Linked DNA regions of Homo sapiens: region 1 is linked to region 2. Evidence: read pairs that join two places in POLR2A ChIA-PET (ENCODE). Cell type or tissue: PC-3. All regions are shown on one strand. Each heading gives the region's core, and the rest is flanking DNA. Links, peaks and the distances in the headings are about the cores only.

Evidence for each region. Peaks named below come from ENCODE experiments on the same cell type or tissue, not always from the same donor. Only the 100,000 strongest peaks of a DNase experiment are listed, where the experiment ranks them.
Region 1: POLR2A ChIA-PET joins it to region 2 with 10 read pairs; 2 of 35 experiments call an interaction of 5 or more read pairs at or near these places.

Annotation. Positions count from the first base shown.
Region 1 is chr5:107,538,478-107,548,252 of GRCh38, reverse strand. All of the region lies in intron 1 of EFNA5 (ephrin A5), which reads left to right. Among named protein-coding and RNA genes, the nearest start is that of EFNA5, 130 kb to the left of the region's middle. In PC-3, for the core only: no CTCF peak of the experiment used is centred there; DNase peaks (open chromatin) are centred at 5,122 and 5,582; H3K4me3 peaks cover 1,469 bases; H3K27ac peaks cover 1,483 bases.
Region 2 is chr5:107,184,185-107,193,959 of GRCh38, reverse strand. No RefSeq gene overlaps it. Among named protein-coding and RNA genes, the nearest start is that of LINC01950, 180 kb to the right of the region's middle. In PC-3, for the core only: no CTCF peak of the experiment used is centred there; no DNase peak of the experiment used is centred there.

The DNA of each region.
Region 1 (9,775 bases), core at 540-8,539, 350 kb before region 2:
AAAGTGTAGGTAGTCTTTCCTCACTCCACCTCAACTGAAATAATGAATTGGATTCTGAAGTTTAATTTTGAGTTGAGTTTCAGTTATGTTAGATGTGCTTCCTTGAGTAGGTTAGTTTGCCTCTCTGGACCTCATTGTCGTCATTGGAAAATGAAGGTTCAAATCACTTGATTTTTATGGCTTCTTCTAGAATCTTTCTAAAGGTAGTTTATTCTTCACAATTATTTTTAACTTAGACAGGGTTTACAGAATTTTATATAGACCTTCTTAGGAATTTGAGCTTACTACATAAAGAATAAACCACCTTCTCTGAAATTGAATGCTATTTTAGGGTATGATTTTTGTTTATTTGTTCAAAAAATAGTGATTCAATTTAAGCCAAAAGCACTTATTTTAATAACAGATTTTTAGTTAAGCTATTTTACCAAAGTTACATTACCGTGAAATTTCTGTGGGGGAAAAAAACACAATTACACTGTCTTACAAAGTCACCTCTTGTAATCATTCACAATTAGTATATATATCATCAAAAAGAAAAATGCTTTTTTTTTATGGTTAAAAATAACAAGGGACTTCATGTAAATGTATAATCTACTTAATGTCTTTTTTAATGCTCTGCAGCCAACTCAAAGAAAAATGCCCTGCCAGGGGTAAACACTAACTCTGTATTTATTTGCACAACAGGCATTGGTTTCATGAAGTAGGCTTGTATTTTTTTTTTTTTTGGAACATCAGTGTCTTACGCTAACATTTTAAACTGTAAACCAGAAATTCCTAACCAAGAGAGCTTTGTTGTTAGAACAAAGCTTGGAGGATACTATGTGACACCATCACACCTGTCTTGTGGTCCCAGAGGTTTCTGTTGTTGGGAGGTATGAGTGTTATTAAAGGAAAACAGCAAACCCATCTTGATTTTCCTCTCAAAAGTCAGATCTCTCATGAAGATGGGAGCATGAATTTCCCGTACTGGCATCTATGGGAAAATGCCTTGCTTAAAAGACCTTCCTCTAGGGGCCCGAAGGAAGTTGTATCTTTTCTGCTATTTCTACTGCATTCCAATTTTCAGACAGGCCAATGGTACAGTGTATCCATGATCCATGTGTACAGTAGGCGAATGAAGCTACAGTAAGTAATACAAAAAGCTACTTCTTTTGCAGCTTGATTGAAACAGTCCACTGGTGGTTGCTTGGTTGTCAGTTTGAGCTTGTCTGTGTGACTTCTTTTCTGCTCCTTACTTCCATCCATCATTGCAGAGAGCACAGAAGAAGGAATATATATAGTGCCCTGTGCTTGCTTAGGCCTTAGCAAATATCAATTCATCACCAACTTGGCTCTAAAAGAGACCATTCATTGGCATGTTAGAACATTACAATTTACCCAGTGTTCCCTGGTGTTGAAGGAGTCACATGACCGGATCTCAAAACAAAAAAGAATTCCATGATATGTTCTTGGAGTTATTAATAAAAATAACTGCTGGTTGACAGGAAAGGCATATGGCAAATTTAAGATGCATGGCCACAGTATTTTATTTAAAAAAAAAATTCTTTCCTACACCAGGGGTGAGAGTGTGTGTGTGTGTGTGTGTGTGTGTGTGTGTGTGTTTTACGCACCAGAAAAACCTTCAACTCTGACAAGCCATTGACGAGGTGTTTCAGTCTTCACTAGCTTCCTATTTCATTGCTCTGCCATTGAGCCCTTGTAATACTACGATGAATAAAGTAATCAAAGCAATTGGCTGCCTGAGATCTTTTTTAATGCACTGCTTCGGACGCAGTACATATGCTGTGCAAATAAATACAGAATTAGTGTTCCTGTTGGAAGCATTTGGTGAGAATGAGTGATTTGTCTTGCTTATGAAAGGTGCATACATTTCCGCTCATAGCTGTTTATCAGCCAGCCTCTTTCTGCTTATGGATTCTGAGGTGGAATTCATCATTTGTCAGCACCTGAGCAGATGTGCTGGAGATGACCAGATTGATTTGTGAGGATGAGCAGAGCAGCCGCACCAGTGCTAGGAGGGCGGCCCCTACAAATTGTGTTATCTTTTGAGACTTGTCTACTAGCTCTTTTCTATACTTCAGGAAGAGAAGGAAAGCTACCTTTTTCTGCTTCTCACTTCTGTATTTGAAAAAATACAACTTTTGATATCGCTTAAGGGAAATGGAAAACAGCCCCCATCTCTCTGGGCAGTGAAATCCACTGAAACCCCATTTTTCCAAAGGTCCACTCTTCCTCTTCTGATTGCAGGCATGTTATTTGATGTTGGATTTCAATTAAAAACAAAACACTAATGTCAGGCTTGCAGAAGTGTCATTTGCTCTGTTTTCAAACTGCTACAGACAAAATTTTCTCTTAGTTCATAGAAATCACTTCCAACAGGACATTAGGACACAAGAGACAGTGTTTCGATTAGGAAAAAAACGAATGGCTTTCCAAAAGTTTGAGTTGCTTTTGGTCTGTGCAAAAGGCCTGTTGAAGCCGAGTTGATTACAGAGCCATCAGAGGCCCTTCTTGCCAACAAAACTCCCTTGCATTTGTGTGCTGTTGAAAATTTCCCTTTGATGCCAGCAGATTGAAGAGCTAAACACAAGTTGCCGAGGAGCTCCAAGTGGCTTTCCCATAGCAGGTTCTTGACCTTGGCTTAAGTAATTAACCATCTAGGAGCCACATCATCCTGTAAGGGCATCTGGAAAAATAAATACATCCTCATCCTTAATTAATGAATGGATGCAAGTATAGAAACAGGTAGCTTACTTCATGAAACAGGGTTAGGGCTCACTTGCTAAAACCCAGGTAGAACTGCAGTGTTTTCATTGTGCTTCTTTGGCCTCTGTTTCACTCCTGCAGTCCTCAGGAAATATTTTCCTGCGGGTGATTCCTTTTTAATCAGATTGGTAGAAAACCAATTTCATACTCAATATACCCAACATATAAGATCATTAGAAATACTGCATGTGTTTTTGAAAATGTGGCCCATAGCTCTGGAAACATCTGGCTTACAGCCGATATTACTGAACCAACACTAAGGCCTTCGGCCAAGCCCTGATACCGTGACAGGCAGGTAATGTTTGTGAAAGATGTGGCTTTCACACACATCTTTAAGGCAAGTAAAGGTTCGATGTGTGACTTTTATTTCCTCAGCTGAGATATAGACAGGGCTTTAGACGGTAGACATCATGTGCTTTTGCTTGTCATTCACCTTTTAGATGTTGTCGGTTATGTTTGTCATCAGTGGATTTTTTACAAGTCACATGGCTTCAAATCAGCCTCAAGGATGGGGATGTAGACAGTGATAACTAAAATGACAGTGTAGACATTGTGGGAGTTAAAGAATGATCAGAGATGATGGTAGTTTTTTGGAGTTTGTTTATCACATATCTGAGAAAGTTACTTAATTTTTTTCAGCTTATATTTAAATAGCAATTAAAATATGCCAAGCATTGTGCTAAATATTTGGGTTGTGATTGGAATAAGACATTCTGTGTTCTCCAGGCACTCAGGGAGTTTGGCAAGTAAAGAAATAATTCTAGTATGGGGTGACGTGACGAGTGCCATAACTGAGGAATATCCCAAGAACACTGAGGAGGGAGTGGTTAATTCTGCAGGACCAGCGCCTGAATTGCTCTTATTCCTTCAAAGTGTTTATGTTGGCTCTGAAGATAATTTCTAGAACTTACAAGGATTCATCATTTGCTTTTTCCAAGTGCTACTTTTGTGTAATTTGAAGTTCAGAGTTTTGTATCATTCACAGAACACAACCTCTCTTCAAGAACAACCTTGCTCCTGGTCTGTAAGAAGCCCTTGCATTTGGTACTCCCAGAGGTTACTCACAAAAAAAAATGCATCCTTGTTCTGCCTGGTCCTCAGGTGTTCAAGGACACTATGGATGCTAGGTGATAGCTTTGTGATGCTCTGTGCACTACGCGTTGAGAGATTTTCAAAGCCCTGTGTGGGGCTGAGCCCCAGCATTTACTGTTTTGTTCAGCAAATGCCACATCTTCTGTTGTCAGAACTATCTGATTGAACACCAGCAAGTGCTCTCTAGGAGGGAGATCCTTATTGCCCATTTTCTCTGTTTCCTAAATGATCTAATTGCTTGGGTAAGGAGGCATCCATTCTAAATCTCCCTCCCACCAGGGGCGATTCGCAAGTAACAAGGTTTAGATTACCCCAAATGTCAGGACCCCCACAGATATAATGGGCTTCCCTCCAGGGCCCACCTGACAAGCTGCTTCTCTTTCAAATACCTGGACTGCCCAGAACACACTACACCCTGATTTCCTGTCCCCTCACGGAGTTAGGGAGGCAGAGCTGCCGCTCTGCACCTTTTGATTTTGGTTTTAATCTTCGGAATCTATGGAATGTAAGAGATGCTTATAGGTTCGGTATTTGAAATCCCATTTTACAGCATATTAAATGTTATACACACGATCATTTCACCAAGGCTAATAATTAGGATATAAAAGTTATGGTTGTAGCCTACATTTTGGCTTAATGGTTTCTGAAATGGTTTTCATTCCTATGAAAAAAGGGTTTTTTTTTTAAATTATACTTTGGCATGTTCACCACTTTGTGAGCAGCAGCCCATGCTCTTCCTTTCTTTTAGTCTGCTGTATTCCCAAACGATAACTTCAGAAAAGTATTTGGTATGCTGTATATAAAGTTTATTTAATCAGAGCACTTTTTTATGACAATAGTAAGTTAATGGAAAATAGCTAAATTAAGAACACTGAAAACAAAACATTTAAGTTATTTGCCCTTGCCAAGATGTTCTTTGTGTGATTTTTTGGGTAAGGAAGATAACTTTCCCCTTCATTTCCATCCAGCCATGAGAAAGAAGTAGGGGTAAAATAGCATTGTCATATTTGAAAAAGAAAATGATTGACAACGTCACTTAAATTGAAATGTCTCCTTAAAATAAATATAAAAGGGCCTTTGAAGAAGTTGCTTTGAAAATCTTTTGTGGTTGTTTTTTAACCTGGAGTCCCCAGCTTTTTTTCCCTTCTACTTTGTTTTCTCACTGATGGATGAATTTAGCTCCTGTCGGAGTGGAGGCTCCGGGAGTGTGCACAGATGTATCAGCTGTTGTGTAACTCTGCCGGGAAGCCCTGCCCAGGAAGGGCTTGGAGCAGACCCATGGGTGCTTCCCTGCTGGCCTCTTCCATTTCTTGGGAACACAGGTTCCTGGTGCTGCCAGGCTGTGTGGCAATAGTGTAAATAGTGCGGTAAATGGGCCTGGGTGAGGTCAACACTTTTTATTTATTTATTTATTTATTTTTAATATAACACTTTTATTTTATGACCATCTTTCTTCCCTCTGAGCATTTGAACCGAGTGATTCCGGATAGAAAGAACAAGTCACACATACACTGCCTGTCGAGGTTGTGAGGCAAGCCTGTTTACTTCCTTTTAGGTGATTAAAAACACTTCTAACAATTGAACTAATATTTATTACAAACAAGATTAGAAGCACCTTCCTAACCCAGACATTGTGAAAGCTAATAGACATCTCTCTAGACCCCAGCCAGAGTTGCTGGATATTTGGTGTTCTAAGATGCCCAGAGGCATGAGTCAGGCTGGCTGATAGCCAGGTGAGTGGCGTTTTTCTCCTCCCTGTACACACATTAATCATATTTGCCGGCAGAGAAGGCATGACCTTCTGTACCTCCAGCACCTACCCCCTCCCCGCACCCCCCCCTTATACCACAACAACACAGACAGAAAAAGGAAAGTGGGAAGTTTATGAGCAGCCTGCATGCAGGCGGCAGACTCTACTTATGGAACTTAGAAATCAGAGGTCATTATCATTTTCAAAGAACAGACCCTGAATAACTATATCCTTTCATCACCATCTTTTACTAATTGGACACCAGCTGTACTTGTCTTTTCCACAGGAAATTCTCACTGTGCCTATAGGACCAGAGAAATGGAACTCTTAGCAGAGTTGACTTTTTATTCTTTGACAGTTTCCTTTCAGTACAGCTTGGGAAGCAGGAGGCTCTTGTTTCTTATTTTTCAAGATTTTGACTTTTTTTAAACAATATTATGATCCTGAGAACTTTAAAATTAGAAAGACTTAAGAAGACATATTATTTTCCCCCTGAAAGTGTGGCCCCATTGTCTCATATGAACTCTTTCAGCATATGGGAAATAGAAGAGTTAAATATAATCAGATCTTAACAAAATGTCGTGATTTGTTTTGGGAAAGTTGATTTTTCAGAATTTTCAGTGTTAAATTTTTTTTCTATATCATTTGCTTCAGAACTTGTGACTTTGAAGGATGTTCACTTTTATTCTTCAACAACACAGATATAAAAATAAAACTGTAGTCTGTTTGCCAAACATTTACAATACAAAAATAATTTAGATGTTTAAAGATGGTAGAACAGAGAGAATAATTAAAATGGTGGCTGGCCTATTTCTACAGATCAACCAGGAAAATTTCCCACATGTGACTGAGTCAAGTTCCCAAAGGATGGCTCTAATTTCTTCCCTATCCTCTTATCAAGTATAAAATCTATAAGTTAAGCTTTGGGCTACTTCAAAAGAAATTTTTTTTCCTCATTTCAGTTTACTGAGCTTGAAGTTGAGGTGTGTCTGTCCCAATCTGGGATTTGTGTGTGTGCATACACAGAAGTTGCCTGCTAGACAAAACCACCTGGCTCTTTCAGTGCAATCTGTAACCAACACAAGTTTCAGGTCAATGTTATACTAGAGAAAACTGACTATATCAGTGCTAATCTAATTTATTTTATGTTATTTCTTCCTAAATAATTCATGAAGTAACTTTGTGGTGATTTTTATTGCTATTGCTAGAGTTAGGCTTCGATTACATTTTTCTGATTATAACATTTATCATGTGTAACATATTTGTAAAATTCTAATGAGTTAAAAGTAAAATAAGAACACATAGATAATTGCTATTGGCATTCTGATAAATTAACTTTCAGTATTTTGTCTGTATACTTATGAAAGTTTTCATTTGTTGTTTGATTTTTCTACCTTGCTATAATCATACCGTGAATATAATTATGTAATTATATTAATAATTAATTTTCATCACTTATTATAATTACTTTTACATCCCATTGAAATCTTTATAAAAGTTAATTTTTTTCTTTTTCTTTCTTTCTTCCTTCTTTTTTTGAGATAGAGTCTTGCTGTGTTTCCCAGGCTGGAGTGTAGTGGCACAATCTTGGCTCACTGCATCCTCTGCTTCCTGGGTTCCAGTGATTCTCCTGCCTCAGCCTCCCGAGTAGCTGGGATTACAGGCCCACGCCACCATGCCCGGCTAATTTTTGTACTTTTAGTAGAGACAGGGCTTCACCATGTTGGCCAGGCTGGTCTCGAACTCCTGATCCACCCGCCTCTGCCTCCCAAAGTGCTGGATTACAGGCATGGGCCACTGCACCCAGCCTTAATTTTTTTTCTTGATTAAAATTTCTAAACAGAAATGTTTATTCATATTCTAATGAGTTCCTTAGGGTAGATTCCCAGAATTAGGCTTTCTCACTCAAAATCTGTGAACATTTTTAAGATCTTTAAAGTATAAGTATATTGAATAATGCTTTTGATAAGTTCTTACAAATTTTTACTCCTAAAGCATCTGAGAGTATTGAGTGATCTTTTCATTAGCTTTAATAATTTATAGCAAAAGTGATTGACTTTCTATATCTTTGATTACCTCATTGATTGGGGGAACATTTTCATATGTATTATACAATTACATTATTTCTTCAATCTGCTCATATTTTTTGCCATACTGTTTTCATAAAATTAGGGCAGAAAGTTAGCAGATAATCAGCTTTTGTTCGGTGACATAATTTTCATTTCAATGAGACTTTTTTCCTTTTTTAAATATGTGCAAGAATAAATGGGATTCTTTTTATATTGTATTCTTTTACAGCCGTAGCAAACTTATATAAACAGGTTTTGTCATGCATTCTCAATCTGGTTTTAGATTATACATTAGAATAACTATTTTGTGCTTCCTCTGTCTTGACTATGTATTTTAGTTATGGGCATAATTATGTATGTTCATAAAGCTTGAGAATGTTATGCCCTTTGTGTTTTCCTTGTTTGCTTTTTGACTCTTGCCCCCTCCCCCTCTTCACCCCCAGGATAGAGCCTTGCCTCCCTTGAGTCCATCTGTCAGATCATCTGTCTAAGGAGTTAGCATTCCTTCACCCTCTTAGAATCCTTTAGAACAAATAGTCCATGGCTAAGGAAAAGCTGATGAGCATTTCTGTGTGAAAGGCAGATGTTGCACCTTATGGATCCCTACATGTAGTTTGAGGCAGGAAGCCACCAGCTAAGGTGTGACTTCAAAAGCCACATTCGAAAGCCTGTTCTGACCTCTAGCTGTGGCGTGAATGATTCTTTCCATGATTTCCCTCTCCTACTTTCTCCTTTTAATTAACCATAGAGTTAAATAACCATAGAGTCACCAATGGTATGCTGACTGGTTTGTATCCATTTAAGAGTTTTCTGGCCGGGCGCTGTGGCTTGTGCCTATAGCCTGTAATCCCAGCACTTTGGGAGGCTGAGGTGGGTGGATCATGAGGTCAGGAGTTTGAGACCAGCCTGGCCAACACGGTGAAACCCCGTCTCTACTAAAAATACAAAAATTAGCCGGGCATGGTGGCATGTGCCTGAAGTCCCAGCTACTTGGGAGGCTGAGACAGGAGAGTTGCTAGAACCCGGGAGGCAGAGGTTGCAGTGAGCCGAGATCACCCCACTGCACTTCAGCCTGGGCAAAAGAGCAAGACTTTTTCTTTTTTTTGAGACAGTTTTCCAAGTCAGTGATTCTCCTTCCCCTGCTTAAATCTCACTTCCCTTCCAAGCATATCTCCATGCTTGTAGTGGTCATGGATTAAGCACTATTACCCACAGCCATGCCACAGCTAGTATTTTCCATTGCTCTCTCTTTCCCAGTGTCAGAGGATCAGGGGGATCCCTTGTGTGTACAGGGCTCGGAGCAGCCCTTTGCATTCCACTGCCTTCGCAAATGGTGCAGCTCTTTTTAGCATCGTAAATTAAATTAGCACATGTGGCCTTAAATAGTCCAGGCATGTAGGGCATGATTATCTTTCTGAGAAAATGATCAGGACCACATTCAAAGAACCCAGTGTTTCCAGGCAGCTCCCAAGGACATGTCAGTGTGCTGTGAACTTTCTGGGGTATGAATGGGATTTTAAAGTCTGCCTTTTCATTAGTGTACCAGTGCATACTCTGTGTCTTATGCCTCACAAGCTGTGAATGTTGTGACAGTCGCTTTTGTTCCCATGTGTGCAGTTGTTAATTGTATAAGCCGGAAATACAGAAACCATATCAAAGCAAGGCAGCCTTGACAAAAGAGAAAAGCTGAATGCCTCAAAGGAACCACTGCTTAGAAAGGTACACATTCTCCTCCAACCCCTACACCCAGGACCCAGATGTTCACATGACATCATTGCAGCTGAATTCGGACTTTACAAATGGAATACAAAATTACGAACATAGCGTGGAGTAACCACTTTATCTCTTCTTGAATCTTCTATGCCTGCTCTACATTCCTGGTGAAATTTGTATCTCCAATGGCTTACACCACCCTACCACAGAGTAGATACTACACAAACTGTCAGATGAGTTTACTGAATACATTTTACTCATCCCCCCTTGTCAGCTTTGCTTGTGCTATTAAGTGGCCAAGACTACCATGTCAGTATCCAGCTCATCTAAATCCCACTTCCTGTCTGTACATTCATTGTACTTACTGCTCAGACCATTCTTATGT
Region 2 (9,775 bases), core at 635-8,634:
ATGGTCTTATGACATCATGAATTTTCAGTCATTTTCACAACTCCATACTTTTTTCCAGTTAGTTCTCTCTTCCTGAAATCTTTCCTTATTTGACAAAAATCTAGTAACTCTCCAAGATTCCTCCTCAGTGTCATCTCTTCTATATGTTCTTGACTCTCAGGCTGAGTTAGGGTTTTCTCCCTGCCATCCTTTGCACTCTGATACATATTTACCTCTTTATACCATTGGCTTGCCTGTAATACTACAAAACCCTTCATGGCAGCAATTTTGTTTATTTATCCTTGGATTTCCAGCTTTTAAGCACTTTATGCTCCAAACAAAACAAAACAGACTATTGAAATAAATGAATAAATGCATTAAAAATGCAAACCCTAGGCCGGGCGCGGTGGCTCACGCCTGTAATCCCAGCACTTTGGGAGGCCGAGGTGGGCGGATCACGAGGTCAGGAGATCGAGAACATCCTGGCTATCACAATGAAACCCTGTCTCTACTAAAAATAAAAAAAAATTAGCCAGACATGGTGGCAGGCGCCTGTAGTCCCAGCTACTCGGGAGGCTGAGGCAGGAGAATGACGTGAACCCAGGAGGCGGAGCTTGCAGTGAGCCGAGATTGAGCCACTGCACTCCAGCCTGGGCTACAGAGCAAGACTCCGTCTCAAAAACGAAAGACAAAAAAACAAAAAAACTTCAACACCTAGCACCTCTTTGCATCAATTGTGAGAAGTAGTAGAAGTCCAATACATTGAGTATACTATACATTATCTATATAGAACATGATCCAGGGAGCAGTAAATTCATAAAATGAGTGTCTGCATTTTTCTTTGAACAGAATCTCATCTCACTTTGAGGTTTACTCATCAATGCCATTTAAAGAAACATTGTTCTGCTAACAATGTGCCACTTTATTGAATTTTATCAGAGAATTTCACTACAGGTTTAATTATTGTTCACCTCAGTGTCAGGCTGCTTTCCCTTTATTAACTAATCATCTATTGGCGCAGTGGGGTTCCTGTAGCTTCCAGGTTTCTCAAGATATGTCAAATCAGATTACCTGTCTTTATTTTACATAGTTTAAAATTTAAGTTTTTTCTAAACTCAGTGAGGAAACAATCTCCCACTGTTTAATGTATGTAAACTATACCAAGGTATGCATTTACATAACCTGAGCTGGCTTAGTCATTTGAGCTTTGTTAATTAGCTTTGGAAAAGAAAGTTAACTTAACCAGAGTACTAAATAGATGTATTAGAGGAACTTTTTATTTTTCCTTACAATACAGACTATTTTAGTGTTGTTACAATGATTTAACTTATAAATACCAGTCAGTTATAGAATACAGACCATGAACTAGCTTTTGCACACACTTCCATGACAACATCATAGTTCAGAATTTATTTTTGCTTCAGCAGCTAACAGATAGGAAGATTCTATAAACTGGGTTGGCCTTGAAGTAAAGTTATTTGTAAACCATTTTTGTTGATTCCAAATCGATATGCTGAGAATTATTTTTATAACGCCTAGCTTTCTAGAAGACTTTCATGTTGAAATCTTCTGAAACTTAAAGGTGAGGTATTTTGAAATATCACAAAGTGCCAAATGGCATAAAGTATGTCAAAAAGTATCTTGATTTTAAACCAGTTCAAAAGGAGTTCAGTGTTTTATGATCTTTTGGAGCATCCTTGAGCCCTCTAAGTTTAAAGTCTGTGAAGCCTAGTCATTTATGTGTCATAGATAATAAAGCTTTTTACCATTTAAAAAATATAAGTTTTTATATGCAGGCTCAATACATAGTTAATAGTGTTAGATCTTTTCTGTTAAGTCTATATGATTAGGAAAATTCTTTGCATGAATTTTGCAAGATCAAAAAGCCTAAAACTTATATAGTTTGCCCACATAAATGATATAAATTGGGGCAAACATAAGAGGAGAATTTGTGATTTCTCTCCATTCCCAGGATATTTCATTGCATTTAATAATAATTCATAATTTAATCCATAAATAATGGATAATTAGGAAATACTTTTCTCCACAGTTGTAGTAGTTATATCTTTTCTGATAGTTTTAGTATTACTATTTTTACTTTTACAACTTAGATAACATTTTTAATATAATTTCAATTTTTATAGTAAACTTATAAAGGAAGGCCAACCTAAATAGAAAATACACCTGGGTTATAAATCTACTCCAATTGTATTGGGATGTTGCTTGGCTTGATTTCCTCTTGAATCAGACTGGATTTAAGAATGAGAGAAGATATGAAGGCTGTATTTTATTCTTCATTTTGTTATTTGGTTATTTAACAATTTGCAGTTAATAGCTAAAAAAACTTTTCAGTTGTCTTATTGATGTGTGAATTTCCTTTTTCAGATCTTGACATATGTATCTTTTGGTCATTGCTTGTTAGTTTATTTGTAAGTATTTTTGTTTCAAAATGTCAATGAAAACTTGATTTCTACTTCTCCTTTTCATGTACACTCAAATCAATAAATGTCTGTACAAAGGTCTTGAGTTTACTAATAGTTTACAATATTAGTATTTTTTAAAAGTCAACCTTATTAAGATATAATTTTAAACAAATTTTAAAAGAAATCCTAATAAAGGTTCACAAATATGTACATACATATAACTTACCACTCCAATAAATGCATATAACATTTCTGTCACTCTAGAAGTTCTCTCCTGCTCCTTTGCAGTTTATCTTCACACTGCCTTCTACACCAGACAACTGAAGATCTGACTTGTAGCCCATTGATTAGTTTTGCCTCTTAGAACCTCATATAAATGGACTCAGAAAATGTTCTCATATCCTTCTGTTTCTGCCTTGTTTTACTTGACATAATTCACCTTTGTTTTATGTCTCAGAAAGTTTGTTTCTTTTTGTTGCTGAGTAGTATCCCATTATGAGACTGTACCAAAATTTACCCACTTAACTGCTCATGGACGTTGGAGCTGTTTCCATTTTTGGCCTATTATGACTAAAGCTGCTCTGAATATTCATGTACATGTCTTTCTTTTTTAAAAAAATTATTTTCAGTTTTCTTACATAACTATCTAGGAAGTGGAATTGCTGAGTTATATGTATGTTAAACTTTATAAGAAAATGCCAATTGTTCTTCAAATTGGTGGTACCATATCACAGTAATACTGTCGAGTTCCTCTTAGTCTACATCCCCATCCACACTTGCTTTTACTAGTTCTTTGAATATTAGACATTCTTGTTGGAATAAGAAAACACCAAATACTTTATTTTGCCTTCATGTTTTCTTCTCTGATGCTCTTTCCTTTTAAATGTAGATCCACATTTCTGACCTATATAAGTTTTGTTCTTCTGGAAGAACTTTTAACATTTCTTGCAGGGCATGTCTGCTAACGATGAATTCCCTCAGTTTTTGTTCATCTAAGAACAAGATTATCCTTTCAAGGATAATTTTGAAGGATAATTAGTTACTATTTTTCTTCAACACTGTAAGTATCTCTCTCCTCTCCGTTGCTGCTTGCGTGGTTTCTGATGAGAAGTCTGCTGTAATTCTTATCCTTGTTTTTTTTTTTTTAATTAAATGGGACAGATGATGTTTCATCCTCTGACTTCTTTCAAGATGGTCTGTCTTTAGTTTCCTGTAATTTGAATATGATACATCTAACTGTAGATTTTCTGGTGTTTATCCTGCTTGGTTATCTCTGAGCTTCCTGGGTTTATAATTTGGTAAATATTATTTTAGGAAAGCTTCTGGCCACTAGCAAAACATTTCTTCTACTTCACTCTTTCTTCTTCTTTTGGTGTTCTAAATACACAAAGGCTACATCTTTGAAATTCTTCCACAGTTCTTGGATGTTCTATTTTGGTTTTCCCCCTTTTTTATTCTGTTTTTCTCTTTGCACTTTGTTTGGGGAATGTTATTGAAACTCTTTTCAAGCTCACTAATTTTTTTTCTTAGCTCTGTCTAGTCTACTCATGAGTCCATCAAAGGCATTTTTTTTTATTTCAGTTACAGAGCTTTTGATTTCTACCATTTCCTTTTGATTCTTTCTTAGACTTCTCATCTCAATGCTAAAGTCAAATAAATGTCTTTCCCCCATGTGTAATAAGGTTCTGATAAAATATTTTTTACGATAGAGTAGGCATTTGTTATGGAGAACACCTTAGGTACATTTCACAATTATTACTTTACCCCTACCCCCTGCCAGAGCCAAAAGGACACCTTTCTGAGCTCTTCACCATAAAAATCTGGTGGGGTTCCTGGAATGAAAGTGTGAGGCCCTTTCTTAAGGCTGTCATTCTAAGGACTTTCTCAAACTCTTCCCTCCTCAGGCTCCAGAGGTTTGTTAAAATTATCATTTAAGTGTTTCTACCACTTTTGGGCTCCAGTGGCTTCTGCTCTAGGTAAAATGACCTCAGCTCTGACTCTCTGCATTTGGCCATCTCTCCAGATAGTGTGGTGACAGTTTGTTACCTCACTTCTCTGATGGGTCCAAGAAAATACATTAATTTTCAGTTTGTTCAACTTTTTGTGGTTGGTTAAGGATAGAAGTGAGGACTTGCAACCTCTTTCCTGTTTGAAATGAAACTAGAAATTCTGATTTTTGATCTTTATGATATCCTTGTTACTCTTTAGTATCAGGGCTATATTATACTCACAAAACAAATTGGTAAGTGTGCCTTCCTCTTTATTTTCTGCAGTATTTTGTGTAAGAGTGATATTTTGTCTTTCTCAAATACGTGGTAGAAATTACCAGTTAAACTATCTAAGCCATTATTTTTTGGAAAGGTTTTTTATTATAAATTTAAAAAACAGTAAATACAGAGCTTAGCAGATTTTTCTATTTTTTTCTTTTGTCAGTTTTTTTAATTCATTTAGTTTACTAGCATTAAGTCATTTATAATATTCCTTTATTGTCTGAATGTTCTGTAATAACAGCCACTATTTCATTCCTGCTATTGCTAATTTTATTTTTTTCTCATCAGTCTTTGTAAGGGGTTGTCAGTCTTCTTAATCTTTTAGAAGTCAACTTTTGGATTTGCTAATTTTCTCTCTGTCAATCATAGATTTCTATGCTTTGTTGCTTCCTTTTTGCTACTTGCTTTGGATATAATTGCTCTTTTTAAAACTTTTTTAAGGTGGAAAGTTACATAATTCATTTGATGTTTTTCTTCTTTTCTGATATTGGCATTGCAAGCTACAAATTTCCCTCTGAGAACTGTTTTAGCTGTATCCTACACATTTTGACATGTTTTGCTTATAGTATTACTCAGTTCAAAGTTCCCTTGTCATTTTTTCTACCCATTGATTATTTAGAAATATGTTGTTTGAATTCCAAAATATTTTAGAATTTTCTAGACATCTTTAAAAATTTAATTTCTAATTAATTTTTTTGTGGTCAGAGAACATACTTTATAAGATTTCAATTTTTTTGAAATCTATTAAGATTTATTTTATGGCCCAGTACATCCTTCATCTTGGTGAATGTTCCATTTGTGCTTGACAAAAATGTATTTTTTTCAGTCTTGTGTTGATGTCAATTAGATCAGAATGGCTGATAATATTTTTCACATCTTCTATATTTGTAGTTTTTGGTAAACTTGTTTTATCAGTAATTATGAAAGGGATATTAAACTCTCCAATTATGATGGTAGATTTGTCTGTTTCTCCCTTAAGATCCATCAGACTTTGCTTTGTATATTTCAGTGCTTTCTTATTGAGAGCATATTTTAGCTTGCTATGTATTCTGCTGAATTGATCCTTTTATTATTATACAGGGCTTCCCTGTATTTCTTGTAATACTCCTTGTCTTGAATAGTAGCTTGTCTCATTTTAATGCAGCCAGATCAGTTTGTTTTAATCTTACTGCTTTCATGGTATATATTTTCCACTTTTTACTTTTAGTGTCTTTGTGTCTATTTTTAATGTGTTTATATTTTTGAGAGCATATGGCTAGATTTTCCTTTTTAAAACCAACCATGCAATATCTACCTTTTAATTTGAGAGTTCAGTTCATCTACTTTCAATGTAAAATTATTGACACAGTTTAAGTCTATTCTCTCAACCTAGCCTTTTATTTGTTTCATTTGTTGTTTTTTTTTTCTCCCTTTGTGTTTTGATGTCTATTTTGGTTTAATTGAATATTTTCAGTGCTTCATTTATTTTTCTCTCACAGTTTTTTAGCTGGACTTCATGTTATTCTTTTTAGTCATTGCTATACTGTATATACTATCTACTTTGCCCTTTTTAGAGTCTATTTAGAATTAATATTTTACCATCCACAATTTGTATATTGCACATCACAAATGTAAGAATCTTACAACAGTACACTTACCATCTTTGTCTTTTGTGCCAATTTGTCAAATATTTTACATTGTCAAATATATTATCGATTTTACATTGGTTAAAAAGCAGTTTACAATTTTATTTTTTTTGCTTTAATGATTCACTTACTTTTTAAGAGATATTAAGGGAAGAAGAAAAGAAGGTAGTCATTTACATTTATTCACATACTTAGTGTCTTCTGGCTCCAGTATTTTCTGATGAGAAGTCAGCTATTATTTGTATTTTTTGTCCTCTATATATCATTTGTTGATTTTCTTTGCCTGCCATCTTTATCTTTGTTTTACAATAGTTTTACTATGATATACTTATTTGTGTGTGTGTTTTTTTTTTATTCTGGGTTTAGGAAGCTTCTTGTATCTGTAATTTGACTTTTTTTCCCATCAAATTGGAACAACTTCAACCATTATATATTGATATATGTATTTCATGCCTTTTTATTTATCTCCTCTTTTTCTGGGACTCTATCTGTAGATATATTTGACTAGTTGATACTTCCCCATAGGTTGTTAAAGACTGTTCATTTTTCTTCTGTTTTTCCTCTCTTATTCACATTGAATTATTTCAATCAAACTCTAATCAAATTTACTGACTCTTTCTTCTATAATCTCCAATCTGCTGTCAAAATCATTAAAATGAAATTTTCATTTCAGGCATTGTAGTTTTAAATTCCAGATTTCAGTTTTATTCTTCTTCTCCCCTTCCTTCCTTCTCTTTCTCCTCCTCCTGCATCTTCCTCATTTTCTTTCTCTTCTTCATTTTCTTTCTCTTCTTCATTTTCCCATCTCTTCACTCATAACTATATTTTCTTTTAAGTCTTTGAACATCTTTGTACTAGATGTCTTCTTCATTCCATCTATCTTGTGAGTTTTCCCATATCTTCACTCATTATGACTATATTTTCTTTTAAGTCTTTGAACATCTTTGTACCAGATATTCTAAAGTCATTTTCTGTTAATTCTAATATTTGAATTATCCTAGAGGTTTTTTTTTTTATTGACTGCTTTATTGCTATATGATGGGACATATTTTTATCCTCTTTTTTTTACATTTAAAAACATTTGGATTGATTTTGGACCACTGTGGGTGATATCATAAGTAATATGGGTTATATAATCTCTCTTAAATAGCATTTTGTTTTGGCAATTTAGTAAGTTACCAAGATGCTCCTATATCCTATCAAGGCTTGGCTTAGTGTTTTCTAAGGCATGGTCCGTACTCCTAAGATACAGATTTTCTAGTGTTTTACCTGAAGGCCTATACTCTTGATAAGTTATCTTGTCTTTGACTGGGCTAAAACTTAAGTGCCTCCACATACTATGTAACTGCTGTTATTTGTTGTTTGAGTCTCAATCCTGTAAGCACCATTCCCTGCTATATTTCATAATATAGCATATGTCTTATCACCATATGTACAGTCCATCCCTGGATCCAATGAGTCTACAAAGATTTCTGAGACCACTCTTCTTCCAAGCTCTATTCTCTCTAAAATCTCATCCTGTAAATTTCAGCTAATAAATTTCAGCAGCTCTGAACTGTGAACTTTGCCTCCTCAACTAATTGGGTCTGCCTTTTTCTACTACTGGTCTTCAATTCCTTATACTGCATTAAGAAATCGCCCCTGAGGAGAAAGCCGAGGTGATGATGAAACTCACCTCTTGTGTTTCCCTTCATTCAGAGATTACTGTCCTGTGCTACCAATTGCACTGTGACAGATAATAGTCATATCATGTATTTCATTCAGTTTTATAGTTGCTTACCATGTGTGGGCAAATCTGATAGAGGTTAGTCTTTCAATTTGAAAGTGGAAGTCCATGCTGTTATCTTTTAAAAAAGAGAATAACTTCTCATTCAGTGAAATCTGGAACTGAAATGTTTTGATTCCAGTCTTATACAAGGGGATGCACAGACATCATATATATTGCTAATAAACATTGCAACACTTGAGACAACTAAATAATGACACTTCACTTTCCTCAGATAAAGGTACAGGGAGAAGTAGAATATCCTCTATTTTGGCACCACGCATAGGCATTCTCCTCAAAACTTGTCCTGGACTTTGATGTCTATTGTCTCGTTTTGTTGGCTATAGGATCTAAATACAAAATGCAGCAGTGAGGAGCTAAAAGCAAATGGCAAATCTGGCAGGTTTACGTAATTTATAATTAAGTTTTTCTTTATAGGAAAACGTTAAGGGTTAAAAATTACATGGTATAAAATAACATTATATATTCCAACATATAATAAGAGACTTAACATCTAATATTGTCATGTGATATTAACAAAAATTACTAGACTTTAAAACATATCACATTTCACAGTATGAATAATAGTTGAAAGCATTTGGTCAAATTAATATGAGAATTTAAAATCTTACATTTCTTTTGTGAGTTTCTAACTTTTAGATTTAGTATTACCTAATTGGAGACTTTCAACACTAGATATATTTCATAGTAGTAGGTGTATAATTAACAAAGAGAAATAGACATGTGCTAAACACAGAATTTTACAAAGGATTTGGCATGGTTCATAGTGGCTATTTTTGAAAATGACAAAGCCCGTGTTTCCTCATTTAATCTCAAGTGAACACTGAAGCAGCTGGGTCTCATCCTCTTTTGGTAATCTTACAGATCCAAGAGTTTTTTTTTTTTTTTTTTTAGCTGCCACTCCTAAAGTTTCTGTGTTTTTTGTTCCCCCTCACTCACTCTGTTCCTTCAAAATGTTTCTACATATTTTCTTCTTATTGTGTTTGATACATAATGGAGACTGCAAAGTCTCTTTTCTTTTGCCTAGTATTATACAACAAAAAATTTTACCTTTAGATTAAATATGTTACTTGGCATCTCACTTTAAAAATATATCTTTCTATTTCTGTGTCCTATGAAATTATCTGCTGAGCTAATTCCTCCCCAACTTTGAGAGTTATGATTCCAAAAATCTCTATGGTTGGAGATCCAGTGGAAATTCTCCAGGCTTTATTTCATGGTAAACTTAAAGAGTCGTGTGTTTTGAGTGAAACTATGAAAGCTCACATGAATAGTTTTTTGTTTTTTTTTTTACTTTTTACCAGAGTAAAGCAATAAAGATATCATGTTATCTTGTATGTTAGTAACAGGTGTCCTGTACCATTAATATCCGTAAATCATTTGTTTGCTAAAATCAATACAGTCCTTCTCTTCTTTAACCAGATCATTTTGTAATTGTGTATTCCTCTATTCTTGTTAATATGCACACTAAGGAGTGTTTCTTTTTATGTTTGAAACTTCATGCAAATGGCCTATCAGCCTTTATAACTATGATCCGGGGTGACTGACTCCCTGTTCAAGTCACCTGTGGCCTCAGGCAGCTGGAGTTACTCATTATTTCCAGAGCTGGGAAAAGCTTTTCATGTATTCAGCATGATCTTCCACTCATTTTTACATCCTACTTCTCTTCTCCAACCCCTCTTCCCTCCCTTT